Linked DNA regions of Homo sapiens: region 1 is linked to region 2. Evidence: chromatin loops called from intact Hi-C (ENCODE). Cell type or tissue: dorsolateral prefrontal cortex. All regions are shown on one strand. Each heading gives the region's core, and the rest is flanking DNA. Links, peaks and the distances in the headings are about the cores only.

Region 1 (15,601 bases), core at 1-8,000, 79 kb before region 2:
CAGAGTCTTGCTCTGTTGCCCAGGCCGCAGTGCAGTGACACGATCTCGGCTCACTGTAACCTTGCCTCCTGGGTTCAAGTGATCCTCCTGCCTCAGCCTCCTGAGTAGCTGGGATTACAGATGTGCATCACCACATCTAGCTAATTTTTTTGTATTTTTAATAGAGACAGGGTTTCGCCATGTTGGCCAGGCTGGTCTTGAACTCCTGGCCTCACGTGATCCAGCCACCTCGGCCTCCCAAGGTGCTGGGATTACAGGCATGAGCTACCGCGTGCGGCCGGTCCATTGTTTACAGTAGAGCTCACTCCTGGAGTCGTACATTCTGTGGGTTATGACAAATGTATAAATGACATAATGACACGGGTCCACCATGGCAGTGTCATGGAGATTAGTTTCACTGGCCTAAAAACCCTCTGAGTGCCATTAATTCATCCCCCACTTCCCTGGACCCCTGACAACCGCTGATCTTTTTACTGTCTCTATAAGTTTTGCCTTTTCCAGAATGTCACACAGTTGGAAATGTGACTCCCTTTCCAAACTTACTCTCCTTTCAAAAATTCAAAAGCATCCAGGCCTGTCACTCAGAGTCAAGAGAACTGCGATCCAAAGCAAAGAGGCCCAGGGCCTTCCATGTTTAAACTCACCAGTTTGTGCCTGCCACGGTCACTCACGGAGGTAACCACCCTGATTTGGCCAAGATGGTCCCAGTTTTACTGTGGCTGTCCTGGCATCTTGAAACTCACAAGAGATGAGGTCATCCCCTTGGTTTAAAATCCAGACTCCTTCATAGGCCACACCAGGGCCCTGTAGCCCTGATGCCTGACTCTCTCTCCATCTCTCCACTTCTGCCATTCGAAACTTCCTTCCTTCTCTAGGCCCCAGGTATGTGCTCTCTCCCTGCCAGCCTCTGCCTGACCTCTTCCCTCTGTCTGGAACATGCCCCAGAGGCCCCAGCACCCCTAAATCTCACCCTGCCGGCTCCTGCGCATCCTTGAGGTTGTAACTGAGTTGTCGCTTCTCCAGAGAGGCCCCTTCTGATCCCTGGACCAAGTGAGATCTCCTGCAGCGGGGAGCCCCACTGCACCCACGGTTTCCCCAAAGTGATGGCAACTTTATCACAGTTACGAGTTTAAAAGAGGGCGCTGAATGCAAACAGCGCTAACGTCCACCAACAGAGAGCAGGTGAACAGCACGTGGCATGCCCAGAGGATGGGACATGGTTCAGCCATAGAAAGGAATGAGACACTCATCCACACGACAGGTTGGATGGGCTTGGAAAACATGATCCACGTCAAAGAAACCAGTCACAAAAACCACATCCTGTGTGACGCCACTCAGGTGACCTGCCCAGAACAGGCAACTGCACACAGACAGGAAGCCGATGAGTGGTCGTCAGCGGTTGCGGGGAGGGGGCATTGGGAGCTGCTGGTGTTTCTTCTTTGGGTGATGGCAATGTTCTGGAATTAGAGGGAGGGTTTGCATGACCTTGCGAATATACTAAAACCACGGAATCACGCTTTTAAATGGTGAATTTTGTTTGGATTGTGTCTCCATACAAATCTATTTTAAAATAGGTTCTGAAGACATACTTGTTGAATGGAAAATGAATGAATATTTTTAACTGGGAAGCCTGATCGGAAGTTAAATCTATGATTTTCGTTGGCTTTTGGATACAATAGAATTCAAAGTTCGCAGTTTCTCTCTTTGCAAGTTCCTAGAACCGTGGGCTTCCCAAGTGAGGTTGTGCCTGAAGGGGTGAGGTCAGTTCTCAGGAAAGCAGCTCTTAGAAATGCAGGAGGGGCAGAGTGCACAGGGGGTCTGGGGCCGGATCTTCCTTTCTCCTCGTCCGGTGTAGCCTGTTCCCCAGACTCAGTTGCCTGTTGAGGAATTCAGAGGGGCTTGGGATCCCCTCCAAGCAAGGGCACAGGGTGGTGGTAGCCTCCCCTCCCACAGTCGATTCTCAGTAACACAGAGAGGTGGTAAAAGTGAACGTCAGAGCACATACCTCCCCATTTCAAGCCCCGCATAACTTGCTGTAGCAGAAGCTGCTGCTCATAGCCCCTCTCCACTCACCCTCAACAAGGTCTGCTTACTGCAAACACCTGAGGCTCTCTGCTTGAGGGATTTTATTTTGGCACCTGGGCCAGAAATAAGGCCATGTTAACTCCCCGCTTCACTTCCCGGCATTCCCCCATGACTGACCCCAGGGGATGGGTAGACGCCCCAGCTTCTGCACCCCCTGTGAAGTGAGATGCCTCCCTTCACCACTCCTCCACAACTGTTTCCTGGGGTTACCTTGGGGGACCCCGGGAACGTGGAGAACCCGAGTGAAGACCTTGCCATCACCCTTGTAATACAATTAGATTTCTTATTCTGGCCCCAAGAGGCCCCATCTGTCAACTCCCCTCCTCCTGCCCCAACCCTGGTCTCCTGGTCGTCAAACGAGCTGAGCTGAATGCTGCCTCCAGGCCTTGGTACTTCCCATGCCCCTTTGCCACACACGCTCTGCCCCCAGCTCTTCCCTGCTACCCTCCGTTCAGGGAGGCCTTCCCTGAGCACCCCACATAAAGCGCACCCTCCTACTGCCCTGCCACTGTGTTCCCTTTGTAATCACCCATTGAGCGGAACTTGCAGTGTGTGTACTTTTCTCTAGGTCTAAGTTTCGCTTCAATTAAAAGCTCTGAAAACAAAGCAGGTCAAAGTTTAATGAGAAACAGGATATTTGAAGCTCTCAAAGTATGTCCCTACCAGAGACTTATTCATTGCAAAGGGAAAACAGTCACTTTACAGTGGAGAAACCTGGCACACACCAACCTTGCCAGGGGATCAACATGATCATCACCAGGAATGGGATGAGACACATCATGTGCCCCCAATATGATTCGCAAAGGAGGACACGGTGCCGCGTCTGGGGCATTCCTGCAGAGGCTGAGCCTGAATCTCAGCAAGACGTGCATCACACCGAGGTGCAGGACGTTCTGGAGTTTGACTGGCTTGGATTCTTCAAAAATAACCATGCTAGGAAAGTCAAGGGAAGGCTGTGGAATGTTCCAGATTAAAGGAGACTAAAGGCCAGGTGTGGTGGCTCACACCTGTAATCCCAGCACTTTGGGAGGCCAAGGCAGGTGAATCACTTGAGGTCAGGAGTTCAAGACCAGCCTGGACAACATGATGAAACCCCATCTCTACTAAAAATACAAAAATATAGCCAGGCGTGGTGGCAGGTGCCTGTAATCCCAGCTATTCAGGAGGCTGAGGCAGGAGAATAGCTTAAACCTGGGAGGCAGAGGTTGCAGTGAGCCAAGATCATGCCACTGCAGTCCAGCCTGGGTGACAGAGTGAGACTCCGTCTCGAAAAATAAAATAAAATAAGGCCAGGCGCGGTGGCTCATGCCTGTAATCGCAGCACTTTGGGAGCCCTTTGAGGCGGGTGGATCATCTGAGGTAGGGAGTTCGAGACCAGCCTGACCAACATGGAGAAACCTCATCTCTACTAAAAATACAAAATTAGCCGGGTGTGGTGGCGCCTGCCTGTAATACCAGCTACTCGGGAGGCTGAGGCAGGAGAATCGCTTGAACTTGGGAGGTGGAGGTTGTGGTGAGCCAAGATTGTGCCATTGCACTCCAGCCTGGGCAACAAGAGCAAGACTCCATTTCAAAAAATAAATAAATAAAAAAGGAGACTAAAGAGCTCCCTGATGGTAATCAAATGCAACTTGCAGTTTTGGGTCAGATCCTGGATTGGGGGAAAAAAGGTCTTTCTCTTTTGCTGTAAAGGACATCAGTGGGACATTTGGTGAATTTGGATAAGGTCTGTAGAGAATTGTATTGTCTGGTGTGAACTTCCTGATTTTGATCACTGGACTCTAGTTATGTAAGAGAATGTCCCTGTTTTTTTTCTGAAAATGCACCCTGAAGATTTTCAGGGTAAAGGAGAGGGAAGAGGAGAGGAAAAGGGAGGGGGAGAGAGAACACACAGACCTGGGGAATCCGGTGAAGAATATATTCAGATCTCAAAAGGTCACATACCGTGTGATTCTCCTTCATACCATGCTTGAAATGACAAGATTATAGACAAGGAGAACACATGAGTGGATGCTGGGGTTAGGGGTGGTGTGGATGTCACCACAAAGGTTGTGCAAGGCGGACCTAGGCGTGATGGAATCGTTCTCTTCCCTAGCTGTACGGGTGGCTGCATGAATCTATACAGTGAAAAAATGACTCAGAAACCACACACAGTGGCCCTCCCTCCGTCTGAGGTTTCTGAGGAGCCTGCGGATACTGGGAGGGCTGACTGGGGGACTTGAGCACCCTGGGATTTTGCTGTCCTGGGAGACAGGGTCCTGGAACCAATCGCCGTGGATACCAAGGGACTGCTGTGCTCACATTGTAGCTGCACACGTTTCCTGGCTTAGATTTGGCACTGTGGTTATGTAAGATGTAACCATGGGAAGAAGCCAAGTGAAGAGTACCCTGGACCACATCCTGGAAATCTGTAATTATTTGAAAATACAAAGGTAAACACACCTCTGTCTCTCTCCATTCCTTACTCGGCTTTATTTTCCCCCAAAGCCCTTCTACCACTGACTTGGTCTGTTTGCTTTTTGCCCGTGCCCCCCCTGGACTGCCAGCTCCCTGAGATCTGTTATCTTTCCTGCTTTATTCCCAGCACCTGGAAGTGTGTCTGGTACATAGTAGGGGCTTGAATGGAATGTTTACTGTGTTGAATGAACAAGAGAGCCCTGGCCCGAGGCGGCAGAGTGCCTTGGCCCCAGTGAACCTGAAGGGAGCCAAAACCCAGGGACAATGACTACATTCAGGCGCCCACCCCGGGAAGCCTGGGGAGCTCCCATGGTGATGGGACTGGATGCCGCAGCTGGCTCTTTGCATTGGGTCTGGCTGTCATTTTTACCAGCCAGCCTGGACACCAAGGGACTTTTGATCAACAGTTTGGGCGGTACAGGGGCGGGTCCCATGAACCCAGTTAAACCAGTAGGAAAGCTGGTTAATTCATTCAACAAATATTTAATGAGAGCCAGAGGACCTTGTGGGAGGATAAGAATAGCCCAGTGTGAGCCAGCGATACCGCTGACCTGCCCCCGGGCCCTGTGCTCAGATTTTGCCCTCACTTCATCCTTGTAACAATTTGCTTGCGCTCAGCATTTTGCGCTCACCATTTTGCAGAAGGGGAAATTGTAGCCAACAATGTGGTACCCACCCAGATCCCCTCAGACCCGTTTTCCCCGTGTGGTGCCCCCCTCCCTCAGTGTTGGGGCTTCCTCAATAACCCCCAGCACCTACAGATTTTTGAAGGCCAGGTCTGGGCTCCTGGGCTGCTTTGCCTGGACACGCAAGACCAGAAGTGCCTGGAAACGTTCTCACCCCCAGGCAACCGGCAAGTGCGAGGCAGGAGGTTCTAGCCTTTGGTGGGACAAGGCAGAGGCATAACTCGCCCTTCACAGCTCCCAATGGGGTGAGGCCAGGCCTGGGACTTGGCCTAAAACTGTACCCATCCGCACTGTGTTCCTACACTCCCTTGCCAGTTTCTGTTGTGGCACTTCCTTCATAAATCACTGGCATGTGGCCTGGGATGGTGGCTCACACCTGTAATCCCAGCACTTTGGGAAGCCGAGGCAGGAGAATCGCTTGAGCCCAGGAGTTCGAGACCAGCCTAGGGAGAGCCCATCTCTACAAATAATTTTAAAATAAGCCAGGTGTGGTGGTGTGCTCCTGCGGTCCCAGCTACTCAGGGGGCTAAGACAGGAGGATTGCCTGAGCCTGGGAATTCCAGGCTACAGTGAGCTGTGACTGTGCCACTGTACTCCAGCCTGGGTGACAGAGTAAAACTCTCTTGGCGGGTTGGGTGGAAATCACCAGCATGTGAGTCTTTGTCTCAGGACCTGCTTCTGTGGAACCTGACCTGAGACACGATCCGAGACACATGGTGGTTGAGTCTGTTGATCACAGCCACACAGCTAAGAGAAGATGAAAAGCCAGGTTCTGTGTTCCTAGAGTCAGATGCCCAGGAGTCAGATGCCAGAACCTGCACTCCTATCATGCTGCACTGCCTCCAGCTAGACCACCCGCCCACCCACCCACCTGTGCACCCACCCATCCATCCATTCATCCATCCACCTACCCACCCCATCCATCCACCCATCCATCCATCCACCCACCCACCCACCCATCCATTCATCCAACTACCTACCCACCCATCCATCCACCCACGCATCCACCCACCCATCCACCCATCCATCTACCCATCCATCCATCCACCCACTCACCCATCCACTCATCCATCCACTCATTCATCCACCCATCCACCCATCCATCCACCCATTCATCCACCCATCCACCCACCCATTCATCCACCCATCCATCCACCCTTCCATCCACCCATCCATCCACCCATTCATCCATCCACCCACCCACCCATACATTCATCCATCCACCTACCCACCCACCTATCCACACACCCGTCCACCCACCCATCCACCCATCCATCCACCCATCCATCCATCCACCCACTCACCCATCCATTCATCCATCCACCTACCCACCCATCCATCCATCCATCCACCCACCCACCCATCCATTCATCCATCCACCTACCCATCCATCCATCCATCCATCCATCCATCCATCCATTCATCCACCCACCCACTCACCCATCCACCCTCCCCTCCACTCCTCCACCCACCCATCCATCCACCCACCCAACCACAAACTTATTTTGACCAGCCCCTACTGCTAGGCATGGAGGAAGACTGGGGATCAGGACAGATGAGGGCAATTATGACTCTCAGGTCCCTCCCTGGAAGCTCTCAGCCTACTTAGGAAGGAGACTCAACCTCATCCCTCTGATCACTCACTGACTCAAAAGTCATGGACTGAGTACCTACTGTTTGCCTGCACCACGCTAGATGTCAAGCAGAGAGATGACTTAGGGTCTCTACCATCTAAGAGCTCTCAATCCAGAGGAGGAGCAAAACCACATGGCACATGTTATGATGACACCATGTGCAGGCACAGTGGGGACACAAAGGCAACCTGTAGGTGAGGCTCAAGGAAGGCTTCCAAAGAGGTGATTCAGAGCCAGCGCTAAAGATTGAGCAGAGTCCTGGCAGGAGAAGGGGTTGGAGACGTGCTGCCTAGGAGAGCAGCAGTGGTTGCACAACATTCGGGGTTCCTGATTGATGCTGAAATGAGGGCTGGGAATTGCAGCAAGCGTGCTCCTGGCCCAGGTCTGCAGGCAACGCCTTTGGAGGTGGCCCTCTGCCTGTCCTCAGACAAGGGCCTCGAGTCACACCCTCCCATGGGAAAGCTTCAGTGTGGGGCTGAGCTCCAGGGCCCTAGTTTGATCCCTTCTATGCTTTGGGACCTTAAGCCATATATCTTACCCTCAGAGCCTTGGCCTCTTTCATCTCTAAAACGGGTCAGTTACATGTACCTTACAGGCGGTCATGAAGGCTACACAAGTATTGCCTGGCTCCAAGGAAGTGCTGGATAAATCCAGCAGGGCCCAGGTGTGTTTGGGCAGGTTGGTGGATCTCTAGGGAGCGCCACTGACACGGTTGTGATTTGCATATGCTGATGGCAGAAGATGGGGCCCCCTTCTCCAACCCCCACAAAGACACTGAAGGGGGTTGTGAGTGCCCATGGTTGCACTGCTGGGTCCTGCCTGGGGAAGGGGTCCTTGGTGCCCATGTGGGAGTCCCGCCACTGAGAGCTGCTCACCAGAGCCCAGGAGCTTCAGGCCCCTCCATGGGTCCTTGGGGCCAAGTCAGGCCAGGGAGAACACAGGGTGGGAACCCTTTCAACAGAGGGTAGGCATGGACATTTAGAAAACTAAATTCACTCTGGGTCAATGCTTACTTTACCTGTGACTTCTGGGAGTTCTTGACAAATTGCGCCACTCCCTGAGCCTCATTTCTTTTCTTTCTTTTGAGACAGTTTCGCTCTTGTCGCCAAGGCTGGAGTGCAGCGGCGCAATCTTGGCTCACTGCAACCTCCGCCTCCTGGGCTCAAGCAATTCTCGTGCCCCAGCTTCCTGAGTAGCTGGGATTACAGGCGCCCACCACCATGTCCAGCTACTTTTTGTATTTTTAGTAGAAACGGGGTTTCACTATGTTGGCCAGGCAGGTCTCGAACTCCTGACCTCAGGTGATCTACCCGCCTCGGCCTCCCAAAGTGCTGGGATTACAGGCATGAGCCACCGCGCCCGGCCTCATTTCTCACAAGTTGGAATGGAAGGAGAATACTGCCCCCCACTCAGGGCTGCTAAGGACTGAATGGGCCCAGAATACATGAGGTCAGGCGAAAACTCCCAGCCTAAGGCTGCTTACGACCTTGAACCCGAATGCTGAACTGGGATGCCCAAAAACAACCACTTCCCCTGTGAAAATTCTACCCTCCTGAAGTTATTGCATTAGTTTGTTTATTTTGTTAATGTTTTAAGTGTTTCATAAATGTGTTTTCATTTAAAAATACAATTCCATTTATTTCTCAGGACCTGGCCAGCATCATACGATATCACTTTTTTTTTTTTTTTTTTTTTTTGAGATGTAGTCTTGCTGTGTCGCCCAGGCTGGAGTGCAGTGGCATGATCTTGGCTCACTGCAACCTACGCCTGCTGGGTTCAAGCAATTTTCCTGCCTCAGCCTCCTGAGTAGCTGGGACTACAGGCGTGCACCACCACGCCCAGCTAATTTTTGTATTTTTACTAGAGACAGAGTTTCACCATGATGGTCAGACTGGTCTCGAATTCCTGACCTCAGGTGATCTGCCCGCCTTGGCCTCCCAAAGTGCTGGGATTACAGGCCTGAGCCACCACATCTGGCTGAATAGAACAACAGCAACAACAACAAAAAAAAACAACAAAAAAACATAAAAACTGTTTCTCTCTTCTCTCATGATGAACTGTACCCCAGCTGATCTTCCTCCAGGCTTTGGGACTTTGGGCCATGTACTGGAGCCTTGGGCTCTCTTATTTCTAAAAGGGTTACACACACCTTACAGATGGTGATGAAGGCTACGTGAGTATTACCTGGCCCTGAAGAAGCCCTGGGTAGATAGAGTTTCTCCACATTGGACTTGTGTCTTAGCTGTCAGGACACTCAATGCTCTATTTAACATTCCGTACCTGCTGAGCTTCACCTGGCAGTATCAGTTGGAAATCGCCTGGTTACAAGCAACCGAACTGACTCTGGCTCTATTAAGCAAAGCAAAAAAGGGAATTTAGTGGAAGGATCAGCACCTCACATAATGAAGAGGAGAAGGGCAGAGGTTCAGGTTTGGAAATTGGGAAGGAAACAAGGGAACTTGAGGTGAGGGTGGCCAGTAAGCCAGAAGCTCCACCACCCTCACCTGGCCAGCAGCCTTGTCAGGACATAGGGGCAGGGAGAGGAAAGATCTGTCTTTCTCAACTTCTCTTGTTTTTTTTTTTTTTTTTTTTTTGAGACGGAGTCTCACACTGTCACCCAGGCTGGAGTGCTGTGGCTCAATCTCAGCCCACTGCAACCTCTGCCTCCCAGGTTCAAGTGATTCTCCTGTCTCAGCCTCCTGAGTAGCTGGGACTACAGGTGCATGCCACCATACCCGGCTAATTTTTGCATTTTTAGTAGAAATGGGGTTTCACCATATTGGTCAGGCTGGTCTTGAACTCCTAACCTTCAGTGGTCCGCCCGGCTTGGCCTCCCAAAGTGGTGGGATTGCAGACATGAGCCACCGCACCCGGCCTTTCTCAACTTCTCTAATGGGAGGGGAGTCACTGTCTTTCATCCATCCACCTGCCCATGCAGCAAAATAGTTACTAAGTGCCCATCAGGTGCCATATATTGTGGGAGGAGCTAGGAGTGGGGCGGTGGTGGCGGTAGAAGCAGCCAGGTAAAGGCCACAGAGGTTCTCTGTGACTAGGTGTTCTATATTAATCATCTGGCTGAGTGCGGTGGCTCATGCCTCTCATCCGAGCACTTTGAAAGGTCAAGGTGAGAGGATTACCTTAGAGGATTAGTGAGACCTGTCTCTACATATATATATGCATATGTATGTGTATGTATACATATGTATGTATATGTGTATATATGTATGTATGTGTGTATATATGTATGTATATGTGTATACACACACATACATTTATATACATATATATATTAACCATCTCCTCCCATCTTATTATACTTTTAGTGCCTTGTTTTGGGTTCCCCAGAGGCAAATCCTGAGAGGAAGATTTGAATGCAAGCGGGTATATTTGGGAGGTAACCCTGGCGTGAATTATGCTCCCCACAGAGGGAGCATCACTGAGCCCGTCACCACTATGGGCAATAGGAGCTCAGTGTTGCAGGGGATGTCTGTGAGATGGTATAGAACACAGAGTTATCCCTACCAAGGGGTGGGGAGCCTGGGGTATTGATCCCCAACTTCCATCCCTCCCAGGTTGAGGGCTGCTTCTCAGGCACCGCCTCTGGTCTGCCATGAGGTACACGGGCTGGGCCTGCTTCTGCAGCCAGAAAGGCAGCCCTCAGGCAGGGTGTCCCGGTCTCATATGACCTCAGGAGGCAGACTTCTTTTTTTTTTTTTTTTGAGATGGAGTCTCACTCTGTCGCCCAGGCTGGAGCGCAGTGGCGTGATCTTGGATCCCTGCAACCTCCACCTCCTGGGTTCAAGTGGTTCTCCTGCCTCACCCTCCCGAGTAGCTGGGATTACAGGCGCCTGCCACCATTCTTGGCTAATTTTCTGTATTTTTAGTAAAGATGGGGTTTTACCATGTTGGCCAGGCTGGTCTGAAACTCCCGACCTCAAGTGATCCACCCTCCTCAGCCTCGCAAAGTGCAGGGATTATAGGCATAAGCCCCTGCATCACCGGCCCGGAGGCAGCCTTCTGCAAGGAGAGATGAATGGGTGCGGGATGGAGGGGGTGCCTGGCTCATCTGCCGCACTGGGCTTTACATTTTTACGCTGGGCTTTTACAAAATATTGCACACCCCATATTCCATTTGAGGGTGAGCCTGCTCTGCCCACCTCTTTGCAGAATGTAAGTCATGAGCTCTGAAGACCGGCCTTTCTTTTCTCTCTGCACTGATTTGTGTGCTACTGCTGCTGCTGCTGAAAGAAATCTCAGATCAGAAGAAAATGTTGCTGCTGCTTGTACAGCTGCAGAGAGAGAGAGAGAGAGGTCCTATTCTACACCCTAAAACTGTCCTTGCCACGGTTACTATTTTTACCTTGTTAAATGTAAACTCAAACAGTCATTGGGAACACCCCAAACAAAGGTGCAGCTTAATGAACCCTAGAAGCCAGCAGCCAGGACAAAGAGGAACTTTGCCCCCATCCCTGCGAGCTCCCCGCAGGCCCTGTCCCTGCCCCGCAGTCTGCACCCTCCTCCGAATGTGGCCATTCTCCTGACTGTGACATTCACATGCTCATCCCTTCCTCGCCTGCCTACACACTCTGGTTTGGTTGTGCCCGTTTTGTGAATTTGCCATGTCTGTTACTTGTCTTTAGCCTATAGGTTTCCCATCTGTCTTAGTTTCCGTTGCTGCTGTAACAGATTATTACACATTTACTGGCTTAAAACAACACAAGTTGGTTGTCTTACAGTTTCAGAGGTCAGATATCCAAAACAGTCTTACTGGGCCAAAGTCGACGTGCAAGGTGTGTCAGCAGGGCTGTGTTCCTTCTGGAAACTTGAAGGGGGTGGGATCTGTTTTCTTGTCTTTTTCTGCTTCTAGAAGCTGCCTGTGATACTTGGCTCATGGCCCCTTCCTCCATCTTCAAATCTCTCTTCCTCCCTCTCTCCCTCCCCCAATCTTTCTGAACTCAGTTTCTGTCATCCCCTCTCCTCTCTGACTCTAACCGCACACACTCCCCACCTACAACCCTTATAAGGATCCTTGTGATGACATTGGACCCACCTGGCTAATCCAGGCTCCTCTCTCCATCTCAGGATCCTCAACACAATCGCACCTGGGAAGCCCCTTCTACCCTTCAGCGGACACATTCCCAGGTTCAGGGGATTAGGACATGGACATCTTTTGGGAGCCATTATTCTGTCTAACACACGATCCATCTTTCTTGCTTACAGTTTATCTGTTGAAGAATCCTGGCCGTTTGACCTGTGCACTCCTATAGTCTGGATTTTTTTTTATTTTTTCGAGACGGAGTTTCGCTCTGTTGCCCAGCTGGAATGCAGTGGTGCGATCACTGCTCACCACAACCTCTGCCTCCTGGGTTCAAGTGATTCTCTTGCCTCAGCCTCCCAAGTAGCTGGGATTCCAGGCCTGTGCCACCAAGCCCGGCTGATTTTGTATTTTTAGTAGAGATGGGCTTTCTCCATGTTGGTCAGGCTGGTCTCGAACTTCCAACCTCAGGTGATCCGCCCGCCTTGACCTCCCAAAGTGCTGGGATTACAGGTGTGAGCCACCATGCCTGGCCACAGTCTGGATTTTGCTGGTTGCATGTTCCCAGTGCCGTTCTGCCTATCCCTCTGTCCTCACTATTCCCTGCAAATTGGGATCCAGAGGGTTGCCCAGCCTCTGGATGGATGGCTTTGGTTCTGTGCTCCTGCATCAGGAGGCTCAGGATGCCTGGGGAGCGTCTCTCTTTGTAATGTACTTGTCGTTGCTCAAAGCCTAGATTCACTAACTCACTGGGGATTGCAAAACTGTACTACTCCACCATTGCTTTTAAATTTATTGATTGGAATACTTCTATAAAAAGAGGCATTTCTTCATCTGCAATTTTGTTACCGATTGGTACAGGAAAGGCAGAAGAATTGCTGGATTCCTTCCCTTTATTAGCCACTTTTCAAGATAACATGTTGGTTTCTCATCATCCTCTGAAAGTGATCAGATAGTCTTTATATTTTTTATTTTTCTTTTTTTAAATCACATGTACATATGCAAGTTTTAAAAATACATTTGTGAACTCGTGAGTTTAAACATAGGTGCATTTCCATCCATTGCAAATATTATTCATATTGAAGCTCACATGGTCACACAGCTTTGGCTGGTGGGAATGACTTCGGATTGGCCCTGAGTTCTTTGGCATAATTCTTTGCTATCTGGTGTAATAAGATAATTCAGCCTTGTCTTGTACACTGGCTGGCACCTTTCCAGTCCTGGAGTCAGCTATTTCTCCAAGACACCGTGCTTTTTAATTTTAGTGTTTGAAATGAGAAACGGCATTTCAAGACCATAATTGGTGTGTTAGGCTACTGAGGCGACTACTTTTTCTAGGCCTTTCCAGTGGTCAGGGCTAGCTGATATAAATATAAAATAAAAATTTTTTAAAATAAAATATCTTGGCCGAGTGCAGTGGCTTACACCTGTAATCCTAGGAAGCCAGGGTGGAAGGATCACTGGAGCCCAGGAATTTGAGACCATCCTGGGCAAAACAGCGAGACCCCCCGTCTCTACAAAACATAGAAAATTAGCTATGCGTGGTGATTGCACCTGTAGTTCCCACTACTTGGCAGGCTGAGGCAGGAGGATCGCCTGAGCCTGGGGGGTCGAGGCTGCAGTGAGCTTTCCTCATGCCACTGTACTCCGGCCTGAGAGACAGAGCGAGACCTTGTCTCAAACAAACCAACCTCCTGAGTTCATATCATGAACCTCTGAAATGTCTGCGTTTGGATCAGCCGTCTCATTTCATAACTCGTTGCCTTATTCAGTTGGAATTTCTGTCCTTCCCAAGGTGTAAAGCCTATGAGTTTTCTTTGCTAAGATGGACAACTGGGGAGGTTTCAGTGTCTCCCTCGTGCATGAGTATAAAGGAGACAAGGTGTCTATCCCTCTGCTAGACAGAGTTTGAGAGCCCATGTCCTTTTTATTTATTTATTTTTTATTATGAGACAGAGTCTTGCTCTGTTCCCCAGGCTGGAGTGCAGTGGTGCGATCTTGGCTCACTGCAACCTCTGCCTCCCGGAGTCAAGCGATTCTCCTGCCTCAGCCTCTCGAGTAGCTGGGATTACAGGTGTGTGCCACCATGCCTGGCTATTTTTTTTTTTTTTAATTAGAGACAGGGTTTCACCATATTGGCCAGGCTGGTCTCAAAATGCCTGACTGCAGGTGACCCACCTGCCTTGGCCTCCCAAAGTGCTGGGATTCCAGGCATGAGCCACTGTGCCCAGCCCCATGTCCTACTTAAATCACAGTACACAACTGGTTTCCTGAGGCTTGGGGACAATCAAACCTGGGACAACGGTGGCACTGGGGTTTGCTCAGAACCCAGCCCTGACCTCCTGACCCTCTGCCTTCCCGGGTGTCTGGGGAACCCCACACTCCTCAATTGCTTGAGTCTCTCGTCTCCCCACTGGGCCTGGGGAGGACAGAACATTCTAGAGACTTCTGGAGGCATCTCAGCTCTTCCAGCTAGTGGGCCCCCTCTCGTCCTCTCCGGGGTTTTGGGAAGCAGGTCCCCAGGGGTTGCTTGTGGGGCATCTCAGGAGCATTGCTCCGGGCAACCCAAGCTCAGTCCTCACCACCTCCTGCCAAGTCACCGCCTGCAGCCTCCCCACCTCGGAGACGCCTGCTCTGCCTGGAGCCCTCAGGTTGAGGGCACCCTTTGAGCCCCTCTTTAATCCTGCACTCCCCAAAGCTGTAAAAGAAGCCCCCAGTCTCCTTCTGTTCTCTCCCAGCCCTTCCCTTGCACAACAGACTCCTAGTGACTTGCTGTGATCTCACTCCCGGGGTCCTATGGCAGCCTAGCGATCCGGCCATCTCCGTTTTGGTAACAGACATCGCCGTTTTGGTAAGAACAGGACATCTTTGCCTTAACGAACGCTTTCTATGCACTAGGAACCATTCTAAGCAGTTCCTGTACCTTAGCTGGTTTGCTCCTCATGAGCAGCGTGTGAAGCAAGTGCTATTATTCGCACACATTTTATGAAAGAGGAGACCAAGGCACAGAGGTCACCTGGGCAATGAGAGGAAGAGTCGGGTCTTACTTGCTGACGGTGGGCTCCAGGGCCAATGCATCTAACTGCAGGACAAGACTGCTCAGGACTAGTCCTCAGCATCCTTTGGAGAAGAAGCCAGAACATGCACAAAGAATAAACTGATTGAGGCCGGTCACAGTGGCTCATGCCTATAATCTCAGCACTTTAGGAGGCTGAGGTGAGCGGATCACTTGGGGTCAGGAGTTTGAGACCAGCCTGGCCAACATGGCGAAACCCCATCTCTACTAAAAATACAACAATTAGCCGGGTGTGTTGGCGTGCTTGTAATCCCAGTTACTCTGGAGGCTGAGACATGAGAATAGCTTGAACCCTGGAGGCGGAGGTTGCAGTGAGCCGAGATCGTGCAACAGCACTCCAGCCTGGGTGACAGAGTGAGATCCTGTTTAAGAAAAATAAAAAATAAACATAAAAGAATACCCTGAATGCAAGAGTGGAGCCATCTCTTTGTGTCACCTGTTTCTCTCTAGAGCAGCAGTTCTAGAACTGGGGTTGGCATCAGGATCACCTGGAGGGTGAGTTAAAACACAGATTGCCATATCCTGTCATGAGATTAGGAAAAACACAGAAACAAATGAGGTTTGCCAGGTCCAAGGCTGCAGTATCTGGCTTAACAGGTCTGGAGTGGGCGTGAGATTCTGCCTTTCT
Region 2 (16,380 bases), core at 1-8,000:
GGTCTCAAACTCCTGGCCTCAAGTGATCCGCCCGCCTTGGCTTACCAAAGTGCTGGGATTACAGGTGGGAGCCACGGCGCCCAACCTACACTGATTAACTTTTTGAGTTTTACTTCCATGAAAAAATAAGGTAGAAAAAAAAAAGGACCTGCTAGAAGAAACCGATTTGAGGACTCCACGCCCCACACCCCACACCCCAGGTCAGGGCAAGAAAAGTGAGCTCCAGCCCCCCAATGTCATTGCTTTGTCAGTCCATCGCTCATCCCCCCACCCCGCTGTGGTGGGCTGGGTGGGGGCTCAGGGTCCTCTGCGGCAGGTCAAAGTCAGACGATCCAGGAAGATGTTGGTGTTGGCTTCATAAAAGCTGATCCAGGCAGAACCATTCAAAGCTGTCACTTGCCAGGAATGTCATTAACAAATAACCAACTGTAAGTCTAGAAAAGCTGGACGTCAGGCCATCCCCCTCTGCTGATGCGTCTCCCAGGAGGTGAGCTTGCAATTTCACAAGCTCTTCCCAGAGTACACCAACTTTCCAGGAAAGTAACTGCTTCCCACCTTCCTACACACCAGCTCCACCTGTGTTTCTGGGGATGCCCCATGGCGGGCCCTGGTGATGACGGGTAGGGGTCCTGGTAGGCGAGGGGACCTGGGCAAAATGTCAGCGGGTTCCCTCCGTCATGAAGGGGGCCATCAGTCAGAAGGCAAAGATCATGAAGACCGATGCTGTAAGGACACAAAAGCCTAAGAAAGCCTGGGAAAGTGACTTTAGGCACGTTAGGGAATTGGACAACCCCCTTAAGACTGGGCGGGAAGGAGCGGTGTCCAGCGGGTGACTTCTAAACCCACAGAAGAGAGGAAGCCGGCCAGTCAAGTAAGTGGAGGCCATGGTGGAAGGAATTTCCATGACACCTGCCCCTGGCTCTAATCCCTGCTGGACTCTAAACTCATGAGGGTCTTGAGGGGCAGAACGGCTCTTGCTGGATCCAGAGATGAGAGGAGAAATTGAAGGGCAGTGACAGCAGAGTTTCAAAGCAAGCCCCTCCTTAGTGGTGATGGTGGCTGATTGCCCAAGAGCCAACCAGGTATTCCTTCCCCCTTTTATTGGTGATTGGTTCAGGCATCAGTCTGTCATCTGATTTGGACCAATGAGGTGGGAGGGAAGTCAGGTTAGGGGCTTCTGGGAAAGTGGTCCTCATACCTCAGAGATGCAGGAAAGTGATGGTTCAGGTGCACGTCTGGACTTTACCCAGCAGGGATACGATGCCCAGATCTGCAACAGCCACTCTGTGACTGTGAGGAAGGCCAATCAGAGGGTGAGGCCAACACTGACATGATGGCGTTTGGCAGTGGGGGGACGGGCGGGGTGGGGGACGATCCTGAGTCCCTGGTGATATCGCTGAGCTGTTGAATTTAGTCAATCTCGGAGCCAGCCTACCTCTGGACTTCTTGTTACATGGGACAAACTAATCTTCTTTAGGGTTAAGCTAGTTGAGTTGAGCTTTTGCTGACCACCAACTACATCCTGACTGATACACATCACGTTCTCATCCAGCCAGACTGATGAGCAGCTGTGAAAGCAGAAGGGAAAAGGGAGTGGAGTGACTCATATTTCATGAGCAACTACTGTGTGCCCTACCCTGTGTGTAGGTCTCTCCTTAGTCCTCTTACCAGCCCTTTGAGGTGCCGATTACTATTGTGACCCCACTTAACAGAAGAGGAAACCAAGGCTGAGAGGTGAAGACACTGCCCGATTCCACCTGGTGGGACTGGGATGTGAACCCAGTTCCACTTATGCACCTGGCCAACCTGCTTTCCGGAGAACAGTGACAGAGCTGCCCTGGCAGGGAAGGGAAGCCTCAGCTTGAGCTGAGCCACCTTTTCCTGGGAATATCCCTTGTTACCTAAGAGCTCAGGACACTGACCTGCCTGATGATCCGCAGCCATCCAGAGCCAGGAGCCCACCCAAGAGAGATCAGGAACTCAACTGGATGCCATTCAACCACGGGCCCCACTGTCACGACCTGCATGGAGACGCCGCATGGAACCCTTCGTTCTTCCTTCCTGGAGGTCAGTGACAGCTTGGAGTGATCCATGGGACAGTAGAGCACACTGAGCTCTCCGATGACCATCCTGGCAGGGACCTTGGGGAACACGTTAGCATGGCAGGAGTTTAAAAAGAGAGAAAGAAAGAGTCCTTGATCCTTATTATGCAGCGCCTGGTGCAAATAAATCTATCGCTTGCAAAAACAAGCTGTCCTATAATAAATCACAGCGTGATGGGCGCATAAATCCAGAACTCAAGCTCCCAGCCGCTGCCTGGCCGGGCATGTGGGGCTCACACACAGCAGGCCTGTGGGAAAGGCAACAGCCCCCGCTCAGGCCCACGCGCCTGCTCAGCCTTTCCCTTTCCTCAAGAACAGGCCTCCCATGGTTTCTCTAACGCTTATTTTTTATTTTATCTATTTATTTTTGAGATGGAGTCTTGCTCTGTCACCCAGCTTAGAGTGCAGTGGCACAATCTCAGCCCACTGCAACCTCCGCCTCCCACGTTCAAGCGATTCTCCTGCCTCAGCCTTCTGAGTAGCTGGGACTACAGGCTCCCACCACCATGCCTGGCTAATTTTTGTACTTTTAGGAGAGACAGGGTTTCACTGTGTTGGCCAGGCTGGCCTTGAACTCCTGACCTCAGGTGATCTGCCCCCCTTGGCCTCCCAAAGTGCTGGGATTATGGGTATGAGCCACTGCATCTGGCCTATATTTTCATTTTTCTAATAACAAAGGCACAGGTTTTTTATTAATCAGTGGGAAAATGGAAACAATCTTGGATATTGAAAACAGAGGAGATTAATGCAGAGAATTGGCTATACAAGGAACAGAAGGGCCAAGAAACCACATAAGAGATGACCAGGCAACCCAGAGATGAATGGCAAGAAGCACTGCCCCATCTGCAGGGCGAGCAACAAACAGAGGAGGGGGCATTTCTACCACCCAGGATCTAGGGCTGCAGGAGGAAGCTGGAATCACAGTAGCCTGCCCAGTAAAGCTGGGGCCACGGAGGGTGCATGGCCACTGGTAGAAACCCCGTCCAAGGAGAGACCTGTCCAGAGAGATGGGGAGAAATGCCCTGGCTTCCCTCTTCCTCCCCTTCAGACTCCCCACAATGCTGCCTATTGGCTGAGCCTAGTGACAGAAGGAGAGCCAGGGACACGCTGCTTGCAAGAGGCAGTCCCTTGTGATGTCCTGCAGAGCAGGAGTGGGGGAAGGGAAGAAGCGACAGCAGACTCAGGACCAGCACGTGTATTCACTGCAAAATACATGCCCTCCCGCATCAAAAAGGTTACCATCTTTATTTCCTCTCTGCCTTTCTTCTTCCTTTCCATCCCAACTGGATCAAAAGCTGATAGATTCAAAAGTGATGGCGGAAATTTTCCATTCATTTATTAAGTAAATAGTTACTGGGCATCTGCCATGTGCTGGGTACTGAGACTCAGAGAGGTCAGAGACAAGGTCGCTGCTCCCTTGCACTAGGGATGCACTAGAATGCACTAGTTTGCATTCTGCTGGGGGGTGGGGATGTCACACGGTAAACAAGAAAGAAATGAATGAACAAGATAATCCCGCACAGTGGTGAGTGCTATGAAGAAAATGAAACAGAGTGGCGAGCGATGAGAACGGCTTGCGTAGGGTGGAGGCCAGAGAGGCCCTCCCAGAGCAGCTGACGTCCTAGTCAAGACTGGAAGGATGGAAAGGAATTCTCTTGCAGAGAGAAGTAAAGGCATATCCAGGCAGGGGGCATGGCAGGTGCAAAGACCCTGAGGTGCACGGCCCTGTGTTCAAGCCACAGCCCTGCTGCTTCCCAGAAATGAACCTTGAGGCAAGTGTGTGAGTTCTCGGAGCCTCAGTTCCCTCCCCATCAAATGGGATAATAACCACGCCTGCCGCACAGGAGCGCTGCGCAAATCAAAAATGACTACCCGTGAAAAGAAAAACAGCCCAGTGAAAACTAGGAAATTCATCACTATCATCTCCATCCACAAATCACATCAGTCCTTCCCACAAGGCAAGCTCCTATCGACTCTGATGTTTGTTACCTGCATTTTAAGCAAATCATGTCTCTAAGTCAGGGGAGCAGAAAAGAATTAAGATCTATAAAATTAACAGAGCCCAATACTAAGAGGCATTACCAGAACCAACATCTTTCCCGAACAGTGGACATGTTTCTGTTTGGTATATCCACACCTCTCATGGCCACAGGACAGCCACCTGTATATCATTAGTTTGGCTAACACTGTACTCCCTAAATGAAAGGAGGTTTCAAAGGAAAATCTTAAATGCTAAAAACTTTAAAATGGTGAAACTTTTAAAAGGTATTAGGATAATTGCCACAATAGTACTCTAGCTTTTGCTACCTTGATAAGTGTATTTAGCAGAATCTGAGAGAACTGGTCCAGGGTAGATGTAAGTGAGCATAATTGAATTAATAGAAAGAAAAAGAGAAGAGAGAGAGAGAAAGCGAAAAGAAAGAAAGAAGCCAGGCGCGGTGGTTCATGCCTATAATCCCAGCACTTTGGGAGGCCAAGGCAGGCAGATCGCTTGAGCCCAGGAGTTCAAGACCAGCCTGGCAACATAGGGAAACCCCATCTCTACTGTAAATTTAAAAAATTAGCGGGGCATGGTGGCACATGCCTGTAATTGCGGCTACTCAGGAGGCTGAGGTGGGAGGATTGCTTGAGCCCAGGAGGTTGAGGCTGCAGTGAGGTGAGATTACACCATGGCACTTTAGCCTGGGCGACAGAGCCAGACTCTGTCTCAAAAATAATAATAATAAGGAAATAAAGAAAGAACTGGAGTTGCCAACAGACAGTGAGACAGCTAGGGCCCCAGGTAGGGGACTGCAACCCACCACGGAATTAGGCATCTGAGAGCGTCCGCGCCTGACGAGGCTCTGGCTCACAGCGCCCCCTGCTGGAAGCATCCAGATGCTACTAAGGGAAGAAGTGAGTTATTTAAACTACAGAGTATATAACATTGCCTAGTTCCAAGCTAACTGGCCTGGTTAATCTCCTCCCTTTATAAAATGAAATTTGTCATGATTTGAACAGAGCTGGTTTGAGTTTAATCTGTCATCTCCACCTAACTGGCTAAGCGAAATAACAATAAAGACAACTACAGAAGAAGATGACATTCACAGATGCCCATCGGGGATGTAGCTTATGATCATAAAACATGGGGGTGGGGGTGGGGGGGGGCAAATGTTCAATCTTAAGGAATTGGTTATGGAATTATATAGATTTAGGCAATGGAATTCTATGCCCCTATTGAAATGGTACATAATTATTGACTTGGAAAAATGCTCGTAATGTATTGCTAAGTGATAAAAATGAATTATACAACATAATGTATTATATATTTCAGTTTTTGCAAAAAACATGTTTTTGTTTGTTTGTTTGTTTTGTTTTGGGGGGGATGGAGTTTCGCTCTTGTTGCCCAAGCTGGAGTGCAATGGCGCAATCTCGGCTCACAGCAACCTCCGCCTCCCGGGTTCAAGGGATTCTCCTGCCTCAGCCTCCCGAGTAGCTGGGATTACAGGCGCACACCACCACGCCCGGCTAATTTTTTGTATTTTTAGCAGAGACGGGGTTTCACCATGTTAGCCAGGCTGGTCTCTAACTTCTGACCTCAGGTGATCCCCCCGCCTCAGCCTCCCAAAGTGTTGGGATTACAGGCATGAGCCACCAGCAAAAAACACATATTTTAATGTATATACGTCCATTGGAAAATGTGAAGAAATACACATTAATACATTAGCATTTGGTTATTTCTAGGGGGTGACATCAGGAATCCTCCCTTTTTTACTTGCGTCTGCTCTCCCATTTTTCTATAAATGACAGCTCACATATATAACATGATAAAGTAACTCTCTAGCATTGAAATGGGATTACAGGAGAAGTATTTGACCTACCAAAAGGAATGGAACTGTTTTCCAAGATTTTGCAAAACCATTTGTTTTGAGTCAGTTCAATTAATCACATTTATTTAGCTTCAGAGAGGCCAAGGACTAGAATCTGACCCCTGTGGGTACTAGGTATCTTGACCTAGGTTCATACCCAAGTTGCGGCCTCAGCAACACACAGCTTTCCCTAAAGCAGAAGAAACCAAGAAACAGTGAGCATGGGCCTGCACAGCCCCTCCCTGTCCTGGGAAAGCAACATGCATGTGCCCAACACACCCATGCACACACACACACATACACACACACTTGAGCAGGTAAACCAGGTGCTACCTTCTGCCCTAAAAGCCAGTGGATGCAACCTCACAACAGTCTAGAACTAAGCCCCGGTGCCTGGCACACCGTGGGCACATAGAATGGAATATGTGGCTTTCATTCAATAACAAAGTAGAGTGGAATAAATACCTGAATAAGCAGAATACAGAGAATGAAGGAAATGAAAAGGAATGAGGTGGATAAAATGGAGTGAAACGGACTGTCATAAATGAATAGAATGATAAAATCAGAGGCATGGCCTAGAGTGAATAAATACCACAGAACTGCATGAATCACGAGATATAGTGAATGAATGGGATGAATGAATGGGAGGAGGTGAAATGGAATGAATGAGTGAATTGAATGAATAAAAGAAGACATAGTTGCTGACCTTAAGGGGTTCATGCTGTAGGGGGAAGGAGACCAGTAAGCCAAGAATTACCGGAGCTTTGCCCCACGCCCTGTGCTAACAGACCAGCTGTGGAACACAGAGCAATTGATCTTGTGGTGTCTTATACATGGTCCTGTTGACCCTCACAGTGGACGGACAGCTCTGTAATGCAGCCTCCTTCATTAGTTCCTTTTTGCAAATGAAGAAATGGAGACGGGGCAGCTTTCGTCTATTCCCTGGAAAGAGTATTTCCAGATTGGGTTCGAGATCTGCAGGCAGGAGGTTTATCAGGTTATGCTCTTGGGGCCACATCCGTGGAAAGGGAGTAGGAGCCCAGGGAAGAAGTTGGCTGGGACATAGTCTCAAGGAGAGCCTCAGCCAACCTCCTGGTGGGTTCTGAAGCTGGAAGAGCCTTCTGGGGTGCCCTGGGGTTGGGCGAGGGGGCTGGGCCTTACACCCAGCCACCTACCTCCCCACACTGGCCAGTCATGGGATACAGGCCACTTTTGGAGAGGGTGGCATGAAATTTATGAGCCTCTTCCCACGTTTCCTTCCTGGGACTGTCATAACCAGGTATCACAGAACAAATGGCTTTAAACAACAGAAATGTATTCTTTCATCACTCTGGAGTCCAGACATAGGAAATCAAGGCATCTGCAGGGTTGGTTCCCTCTGTGGGCTCTGAGGAAGGACCTTCTTCTGGCTCTGGGGACAGCCAGCCACCCTTGGTGTTCCTGGGCTCGTGGACACATCCCTCAGATCTCCACATCCGCCTACACGCAGCATTTCCCCCAAGTGTCTGGCTTCACACACTAGCTTCTTATGAGGACACCACCCCGCTCCAGTACGACCACATCTTAATTTAACAAATTACATCTGCAACAAATCTATGTCCCAACAGGGTCACATTCTTTGGTTCTGGGGGTCAGAAATCAGCATATTTTTCTTGGGGGACACATGTCAATCCACAATGCCAGTCAAGGGATTTTCTGAAGCAGGCTGGTGGCCGAGCGCCCGCGGCTGCCAGCAGCACTCCCAGTAGCTGAGGGGCTGAGGCCTTCAGTCCTGAAGGGGCCTCTGGCCTCAGAGCGCCTACTAGAGAAACTGAGACTTGAGGGGTTTAAATCACTTCTTCAGGGTCACAGACGTAGCAAAAAATCAAGCAAGGGCTTGAACCCTGTGCTCAGGCACGTGCTAAAGAGCTAGAACTTGATTCTGTGGCCAAGGGGAAGCCGTCGAAGGAATTTAAGCCAGAAATTGATCACATTTATTTTCCAGAAAGGCAACTCTGAAAACTGGGTGACGAATGGGAAGGTGGGCTCAGCAGTGGAAGCCAGGAGGGCTGGCAGGGGTCAGGGGCTGCTGCAGGAATCCAGTCTCATGGGATAGTACCCAGGCTGCGATGGGCAGAGGAATGACCCCCAAAGATGTCCCCATCCTTATTTCCAGAGGCTGGGTCCATCTTGCTACTGTGGTTAGCTTACATGGCAGATGCGCAAGTGTGGACTTTGCAGATGTGATTAAGTCAAAGATCTTGAGGCGAGAAGATGATCCCGCGTGATCCAGGTGGGCCCAATGTCATGACCAAGGTCCTTATAAGAAGGAGGGCAATGGCCAGGCATGGCGGCTCATGCCTGTAATCCCAGCACTTTGGGAGGCCGAGGCGGGTGGATCACCTGAGGTCAGGAGTTCAACAACAGCCTGGGCAACATGGCAAAACCCTGTCTCTACTAAAAGTACAAAAATTAGCTGGGCATGGTGGTGGGTGCCTGTAATCCTAGCTACTCGTGAGGCTGAGGCAGGAGAATAGCGTGAACCCGGGAGGCGGAGCTTGCAGCTAGCCAAGATCGCACCACTGCACTCCAGCCTGGGCAACAGAGCAAGACTCTGTCTCAAAAAAAAAAAAAAAAAAAAAAAAGGAGGAGGGCAAGAGGGTCTGAGTTTGCTTGTCTCACCTTGATGTACAAGGCTCAAAATCTGACTCCATCCTCTAATTCACTCCTCGCCACTCTTCCCCACAATCCCCCTTCCCAGCCCCAATCACCTTCTTTGTGTCCCTCAAACACACCAAACTCATGCCTGGACCAAGTCCTTTCACTTGCTGTATGAAGTAAATGCTCCATCTAGAACGCTGTCTTCCCCTATTTTAAAAAAATGTGTGCATACCTGTCCTCCTATCATTGAAGTTTCAGCTTAAATGTCACCTCTTTGGAGAGAGAGAGAGGCCTTCCCCATTGTCCTAGTTAATGGTAGGGTGACCCTGTCACTCTCATTGCCCTATTATGATTTTCTCCGCAGCCACTTGTCACTCTTGTATCTTCCTGTCTGATTTGTTTATTGCCTGTCTCCTGCTCAAGGTCAGCTTCAAGAGAGTAGAGACCCCGCCTACCTTGTACACTAGTGATTCCTCAGTGCCTAGAGCTGAACATGCAATAGAGTAGGTATTCAAATATCAGATGGATGATGGATGGATGGAAGACTGGTGAATGGATGGGAAGATAAAAGGATGTGTGGATAGAAAAATGGATGGAAGGATGGAGCTATGGAAAGAAATATGGAACCATGGGTAGATGGTTGGATGGAAGGATGGATAGATGGAAAACTGGTGGATGGAAGGAAAATTGATTAATGGATTAAAGGGTTAATGGATGGCAAAACAGGTTGTCAGCAGGATGAGTAAAATGAGAAGATGGGTGGACGGATGGATGGATGGATGGATGGATGGATGGATTGGTGGGTAGATAAAGAATAGGCAGATAGAAGGATGTTTGGATGGATTAAAGGATGGGTGGTGAAGGATAGAAAGTTGGATTGATGGAATGATAGAAGGATAGAATAATGGAAGAATAAATGGATGGTGAATGAATGTATAGGTTGATTAAAAAAGATGGAAGATGAATCAATAGAATAATGGACAAATGGAAGAATGAGTGGATGGATGAATGATGGGAGGATGGTTAGATGGAAGGATGGAAGGTTGAATGAATGAAAGAGAAAATGGGTAGATCAAAGGATAGGTGGGTGGAAATACATGGATGGAAGGAAAGATAGATGATGAGGGGATAGAATAGAAGGTGACAGAATGGAGGATATATGGAAAGAAATGGAAGTAAATGGATGGAAGGAAGGATAGATGTAAAATTCCTCAAAATGTGGCTACCAGACTGAGCTGGATCAATATTTTCCATCTGTTTTTAAAGAGGTTGCTCTATGCCTTCCTGACAGACTTTTGTTACCAAGTGACAGAAGTCAACAGGCTGTTTGCACCTCTAATCCTCAGAACCAGATTCTGTAATCATCTTATCTTATCAGCAAATATCTATATTTAATAAACTCCCCACCTGATGTCTGGCCCCACACACAGCTATTGACTTAGCTGCTTGATCACGAGGGCTTGGTAATCCCGGTTCAAAGCATTAGCACTAAATTCTCCCATCACCAGTGGGGCCCCTCTGTGCTCTGGTCCCCTTCCAAAAAAATAAATAAATAAAAGAAAAAAAGACTCACTCACATCACTTCCCTTTTTAAAACTCTTAAAAGTCTCAGGGGGCAATCTCTGGCTCACAGGACTGGTACAGATTCCAGGGCGCTCAAGGTCCTTTATACCCTGGCACCAGCCTGACTCACCAGCTTCATCCTTCATCCCTCTCCAGCTCCTCACACAAATCCCATGTGCTGCCACCACATGACATCCGTCTCTATTGTAAGAACAGATCCTACCCCCCTAGCCTCCAGGCATACACGTATGCTGTTCTGTTGACCCAGAACACTGCTCTTCTTTGTTCCATCTAAGGAATGGCCTTCATTCTTGTCTCAATTGTCCCCTCATGGAAGACCCGCTGGTCCCTCAAACACAACATCTTCCCAATCTCCAGCCCAAAGCTGGTCCTTCTGTATTGTCCATGTTCCTGAAGGATCTACTCCATCCCCTAGACCTGAAACCCAGGAGGAATCCAGGATCCTGCCTTCACCCCCACCCCCATCAAATGCTGAGCTTCTCCTGTAGCTCTCATGCTCTCCCAAGCTACCCCACTCTCTCTGCCACCAACAAGTCCCAGCCCTCTTCTCTCTCACTTCCATGCTGGCTGCCCCATCCCCACCCTTGCTCTCTCCAAGCCCTTCCACTGTGGCTAGCAATGGGGCATTAACCCGGTCCCTAACCTACCTTTCGAGACTGTGACAACCATTCTCCAAACTCTGCCCTTCTACTAGATGGGCTTCCTTTCCATTCCTTCCAAGCAACAGGTTCTCTCAGCTCCTGGCTTGAGCAGAGACTGTTCCCTGTGCTCAGAACACTCTTCCCTATCCCTCTCAGCCTGGACAATCCTCATCTTCCTCATCAACATCATCATCACCATCATTAACAGTAATAATGGCAACAACAGTGAACATCTGAGAACTTACCATGTGCTAGACACAGTGCTAAATGTTTCACAGGCAAATGCCATTGGATCCTTATGATCTGCGAAGTAGGATTTATTGTTATGCCCATTGTACAGATGAGGAAACTGAGGCAGAGAGCTCCAGTAACTGGCCCAAGTGCTTGGCAATTGAAATAGAGATTTGAACCCAGGCAGTCTGACTCCAGAGTCCTCCTCTTACCACTACACTCTAGAGACACCCCAGATGAGTCCACACTTCCTCAAGAAAGCTCTCCACTACCAGGCAAGGTTTGCTGCCTCCCCCTCTGAGCTCTCACACGGCTGGTGCTCTGATCATAGCATCTAACTTCTGCATCATAATCGCCTGCCTCGAAGATTGTCTCCAAATAGGGCCACCGAAAATTCCTCCTAATCCTGTATGCGCCTGCCAGTCCGGACACCAAGAATCGGTGCTCTTCTCTCCTCTCCTTGGTCTGGCCTTGTGACTTGCCTTGAGCAATAGAATTCAGGGAGCCCAGGCCTTAGAAGACAGCAGCTCTCATCTCCTCTCTCAGACCCCGGCCGCCATGCTGTGAGGAAGTCCAGGACTACTAAACCATGAGATGCTCTGTGGAGACGCCTCATGGGCGAGGCCACCCTGGACGTTCCAGACCCAGTGGAGTTGCTGACAAACTCCCAGCTGTGTGGCTGGGCCCAGGTGACACCAGCAGACGACCCAGCTGAGCCCCAGCCAACCCACAGGATCGTGAGACTATCACAAATCATTGTTATGCTTGGTTCATCTTTCAGCCTTAGTTTCCCCATCTGAAAAGTAGGGAAGGTGATTCCTAGGTACCAGATTTCTCGTGAGGATTAAATAAAAGTACCTCACAAAAGAAGATGGTCAATCGTTGGCTGCCAGTTTTTTAACTCTGGACCAGCCAAGAGGACAATCGTTCCTTTTGACTTTCCCCACGTCATCAACTGCGCCCCAAGTCCACACCACGCTTGCATCCCCACACTGTCCAGAGACACAACTGTCTGCGCCTCCCAGTCTCATCCTTCTGTGTCTGCAGCCCATCTGGTGTTGCTCCCTGGTCCTGCTGGCTGGGGAACATGGGGGTGGGGCAGGCTGATGTCTTCCACTCACCCGGAGCAGCTGGCCCTGGAGTCCTGGGGACAGGTGAAGGAGACCAGAGAAGTGACTCCGTCCAGATGTGTGTACACCATCCTGCGTGGACTATGGCTTGGGCACAGAAGGGACCTGACCCACTTAAACAAATGGCTGTAAAATGCATCTCCACTATGTGGGCTACAGTCGTGAATGATTTGACCCGGACCTGTTCTCAGGCAGCAGAAACAAGAAACAAAGGATATTCCAGTTAGGGAATGCTCTCAAGATCATCTATTCCAGAAGTCACAGATGTGCGTGCCTGTGGGGTGAGGCCAGACAGAAATGTACAAGACAGGTGAGTATAACACAACAGGGCGCAGTCTAACACTGACCAGGTGCAGTGTGGTGACTTCAAGAATTTTTTTAAATGAAAGTATAACATACATATACATGTAGAGGGTGTATAACTTCAAGGCCGGTGGATTGCTTGAGTCAGGAGTTCGAGACCAGCCTGGGCAACATGGTGAAACCCTCATCTCTACAAAAAATACAAAAATTAGCCAGGCATGGTAGCATACCAGCTAATTTTTGCATTTTTAGTAGGGACAGGGTTTCACATTATTGACAGGGCTGCTCTCAAACTCCTGACCTCAAGGGATCTACCCACCTTGGCCTCTCAAAGTGCTGGGATTACACGCGTGAGCCACTACTCCCGGCCTTTAGAAACTTTTTTTTTTTTTTTTGAGACAGAGTATTGCTCTGTCACCCAGGCTGGAGTGCAGTGGTATGATCTTGGCTCACTGCAGCCCCTGCCTCCCGGGTTCAAGTGATTCTCGTGCCTCAGCCTCCTAAGTAGCTGGGATTACAGGCATGTGCCACCACGCCTGGCTAATTTTTATATCTTTAGTAGTAGCCATGTTGGCCAGGCTAGTCTCAAACTCCTGACCTCAGGAGATCCACCCGCCTCAGCCTCCCAAAATGCTGGGATTACAGGCATGAGCCATCGCACCCAGCCTCTAGAAACTCTTTGAATCACATATTAGTTATATTGTGTTATCTTCTGGTTTTTCAATTTTATTAAGGTCAAGTTTGTGATAAAGGTAAAAATATATATACATATTTATAATTTATATTAAAAGTTAAAAAGTTTCCAGTTTTACTAAAGTGAAGCTTATATTAGAAGTAAAAACAGAAGCATTCACTTTACAAGCTCCTGGAACCTGTAAAGCCCTGAATCGAGTCAGTGGTGTCCTAATGCAGAAGGTTAATGTTTGCACACGTGGCATTCTAGTTACGTTTTGAAATGGCTTCACGGTCCATTAGCCACTTTGTGGAGGCATGAATTTTCCCAGAGCACCATTTTAGCGAAGGGGACTGATGGCCCGAGAAGGAAAATGGGAGGCTGGAGGGCGCGATGCCCCATAAAACCCAGATTTCATGACACTGAGGAGATTAAGCTGCTGTGTGCCACACTGTTCATTTCAAGTGGTCTTGAGGGACTCCCTTTAATCTCCAGGTGAAAGCTGACGATTCGGAGGGTGATAATATGCAACCGTGTTCCAAAGAGTCCAGAGAGAAAACCCAGCCTGGTCCCAATTTCTTACCTTTTTTTTTTTTTTTAAATCTCTCATTTGTGGCATCTGATGAGGACTTAGTGTGATTAAAGTGGCGGCAGGAGCTAAAAGATAAAACAGCTATTTGAGGGAGGGAATTTTTCCAGCTGAGCTAGGAGATCAGTTAAATCCCTGGCTGAGATATCAAATCATTAGCACCTCCATAATCCGGGGGTGGCTTAACCCTGCCTGACACGTTGGAGTGGCGAGGGACGGGGCTGGGGGCACAAAGACCCCAGGGATGGTGCTGACACAGGGCGCCAGCCAGGGAGTACAGATAAGGCAGGCGGGTCTCCTGGGGTCAAGGTGAAGAAGGTGGCAGGAAATAGAAATGCCAGGTGTCTGCCTCTGCCCTGGAGCAATTTGTGTGCCGAGGCCAGATGAGTGACCTTGGCGAGCCAAATGCACACTGAGGCTAGGTCCTTGTCCAGGTTTTGTTGTTGTTGTTGTTGTTTTCTGGGTGTTAGGAGTTGCCTAACGGCACAAATCTGGGATGGCCTCAGGCCCCTAAACCCCACCCACGTGCCTTCTAATGGGTGGTTGTAAATTAACTCCTGAGTTCACCTACCAGCTGCAGAATCCTGACAGTGATATTAAGTCTCTCTGGGCCTCAGTTTCCTCATCTGGAGAATAGGGGCAAATGACAATGCACCTTCCACAGAGCCATGGGAGGAGAGTCTTCTAGCAAATCTCCAGGTCTAAGGTGGGTCATGCCCAGCAGGCGTCACCTCTCACCCTTCATCTCTGTAGACAGTTCATCTTAATTGTGGATGTGTTTTAACTTATTTAAACCCAAAGTGAGCTGGACACATTGAACGCTGAAGGAGAGACTGGCTCTTCAGATTCCTTCTTCCAAATGAGGCCAGGTTCCCTCCCTGACCTCAGCAATTTCTACTTCTCTCTGCCCATGCTGACACGTGGCTGATGTGTACCAGAATGGCCATGTAGCCCAAACAGGTGAAAGCACCCTTCCATACCAATTAGCAAACAGCCTCTCCCACTGCATCCCAAGTGCCCAGCTTCCCTGCGCCCTCGCCCCTGACTGCCTATGGTCTGACAACCAAAGGGTTAACCCTGGACAGCAGGGGGCTCTGAGACCTATGGCCCAGTGAATGTCATACTGTAGAGGCGCTGCACTGGGCCCACCAATACTCTCAACAGGGATGTGGCTTCCTCACCCCCTCCATTTGTAGAGCAGAAGAAACTGTGGCTCCAAGAGGGAATGTGACCAGCTCAAGGTCAATCATCCAGGGAATGGCAGAGTCAGGACCTCCCGAAGCTGTCAGACTCCTCTGGATGAGGTGAGAGCATGCAGAATGTTGGGGAGATACTGAAGGCAACCCATGCCTTGCCTCCTGGTGCACATCAACCCTCACCTCTAGACAAAGACTGCCTGGGTCTCAATCCCAATCTGCCACCTACAAGTCTTGTCATCACAGGCAAGTGACTTCAGCCTTTTGTAAGATCAAACTAATTTTCTTAGTTTTAAACAAAACAATACAACAGAGCTTTTCAACCTCACTACTGTGGACCTGAGAAAACAGATTATTCTTTGTTGTGGGTGCTGTTCAAACATCATAGAATGTATAGCAGCATCCCAGCTTCTACCCTCTGGCTATCAGTGGAACCTCCTCCCCAGTCAGGATGATCCACACATCTCGAGGCATTGCCTGCTGTCCCCTGGGCGGCAAATCCATCTGAGCAGGAGAGCCCTGCTTTATAGGATTGTTTCGAGGGTTAACAAGTTTAGAGAGAGAACCTGACGTACAGTTAGTCACTGTCACTGCCTGGTTCCTCAGTTAGGATTGGGGTTGCCTGCAAGGAATGGTGACCCTAAAATAAGTGACCTAAACTGGACAGTCGTTTGGTTTACTTGGACACAAATGGACAAACATTAGCAGTTTGGGGCTAGATGGCAGTTCGGCTCCACTTCTCTAACGTTTGAACTCGTCCTCTGGGTCCAAGGGGACAGCTACAGACACTGTGGAGAGGGGAGGGGCAGAGGGCACTTGCCTGCCAGCCAGTAAGATCCCCAGATGCCACCACCATGACCTTCCACTAACATCCCATTGGCCACAATGTGGTCACATGGTCACACCTAGTTGCAAGGGAGGCTGGGAAATGTAGTCTTTATTCTGGGGGTTGGGAGGTGGACAGCTAATGTTATATTACTGTGGAAGAAGAGAGAATTGGCTCAATGGGGTCATGGAATCTCTTGGGCCTGCTGCAGTCAGGAAGCTGATTAAAGCCAGAGGCTGTCAGAGCCATGAGGACAGAGGGCGAGATAATCCTGGGAGCATCTGGTACACTTTGCTTAATAAACCACTGGACAAGAAATATTAGCAGAGCACATAAGAAATAAACACATAGGAAACTCGCCTCTAAACAGAAATCCTGCAGAACTGACACCCATTATAATCAACTCCCTCCTCCATGCCAGGACCATGTGCCCTCCATGTTCTGTGTGAATTTGTGGCAGGAGGACAGAAACATTGGAACTGGACCAGGAATCCAGGGGACTCTACTTTCCTCTTGATTCTATCACCTGGAGGCTGCATGACTGAGATGAAGTCCCCATGCCCTCCAGGCCTCAGCTTTCTCAGTTGTACACAGGGCCAGTATTGGAGTCTCAAACA

What was found. Hi-C counts contacts between places; a loop is a spot of excess contacts. Peaks named below come from ENCODE experiments on the same cell type or tissue, not always from the same donor. Only the 100,000 strongest peaks of a DNase experiment are listed, where the experiment ranks them.
Region 1: a loop joins it to region 2, with 4 times the contacts of the local background. A loop is called at or near these places in 3 of 110 quality-filtered maps.

The regions. Positions count from the first base shown.
Region 1 is chr16:84,346,092-84,361,692 of GRCh38, reverse strand. No RefSeq gene overlaps it. Among named protein-coding and RNA genes, the nearest start is that of ATP2C2, 15 kb to the left of the region's middle. RefSeq lists an enhancer at 488-1,687. In dorsolateral prefrontal cortex, for the core only: no CTCF peak of the experiment used is centred there; DNase peaks (open chromatin) are centred at 4,252 and 4,842; H3K4me3 peaks cover 598 bases; H3K27ac peaks cover 2,361 bases.
Region 2 is chr16:84,266,005-84,282,384 of GRCh38, reverse strand. No RefSeq gene overlaps it. Among named protein-coding and RNA genes, the nearest start is that of WFDC1, 21 kb to the left of the region's middle. In dorsolateral prefrontal cortex, for the core only: CTCF peaks have their summits at 2,968, 4,744 and 4,957 (motif pointing left); DNase peaks (open chromatin) are centred at 3,214 and 4,944; H3K27ac peaks cover 842 bases; H3K27me3 peaks cover 514 bases.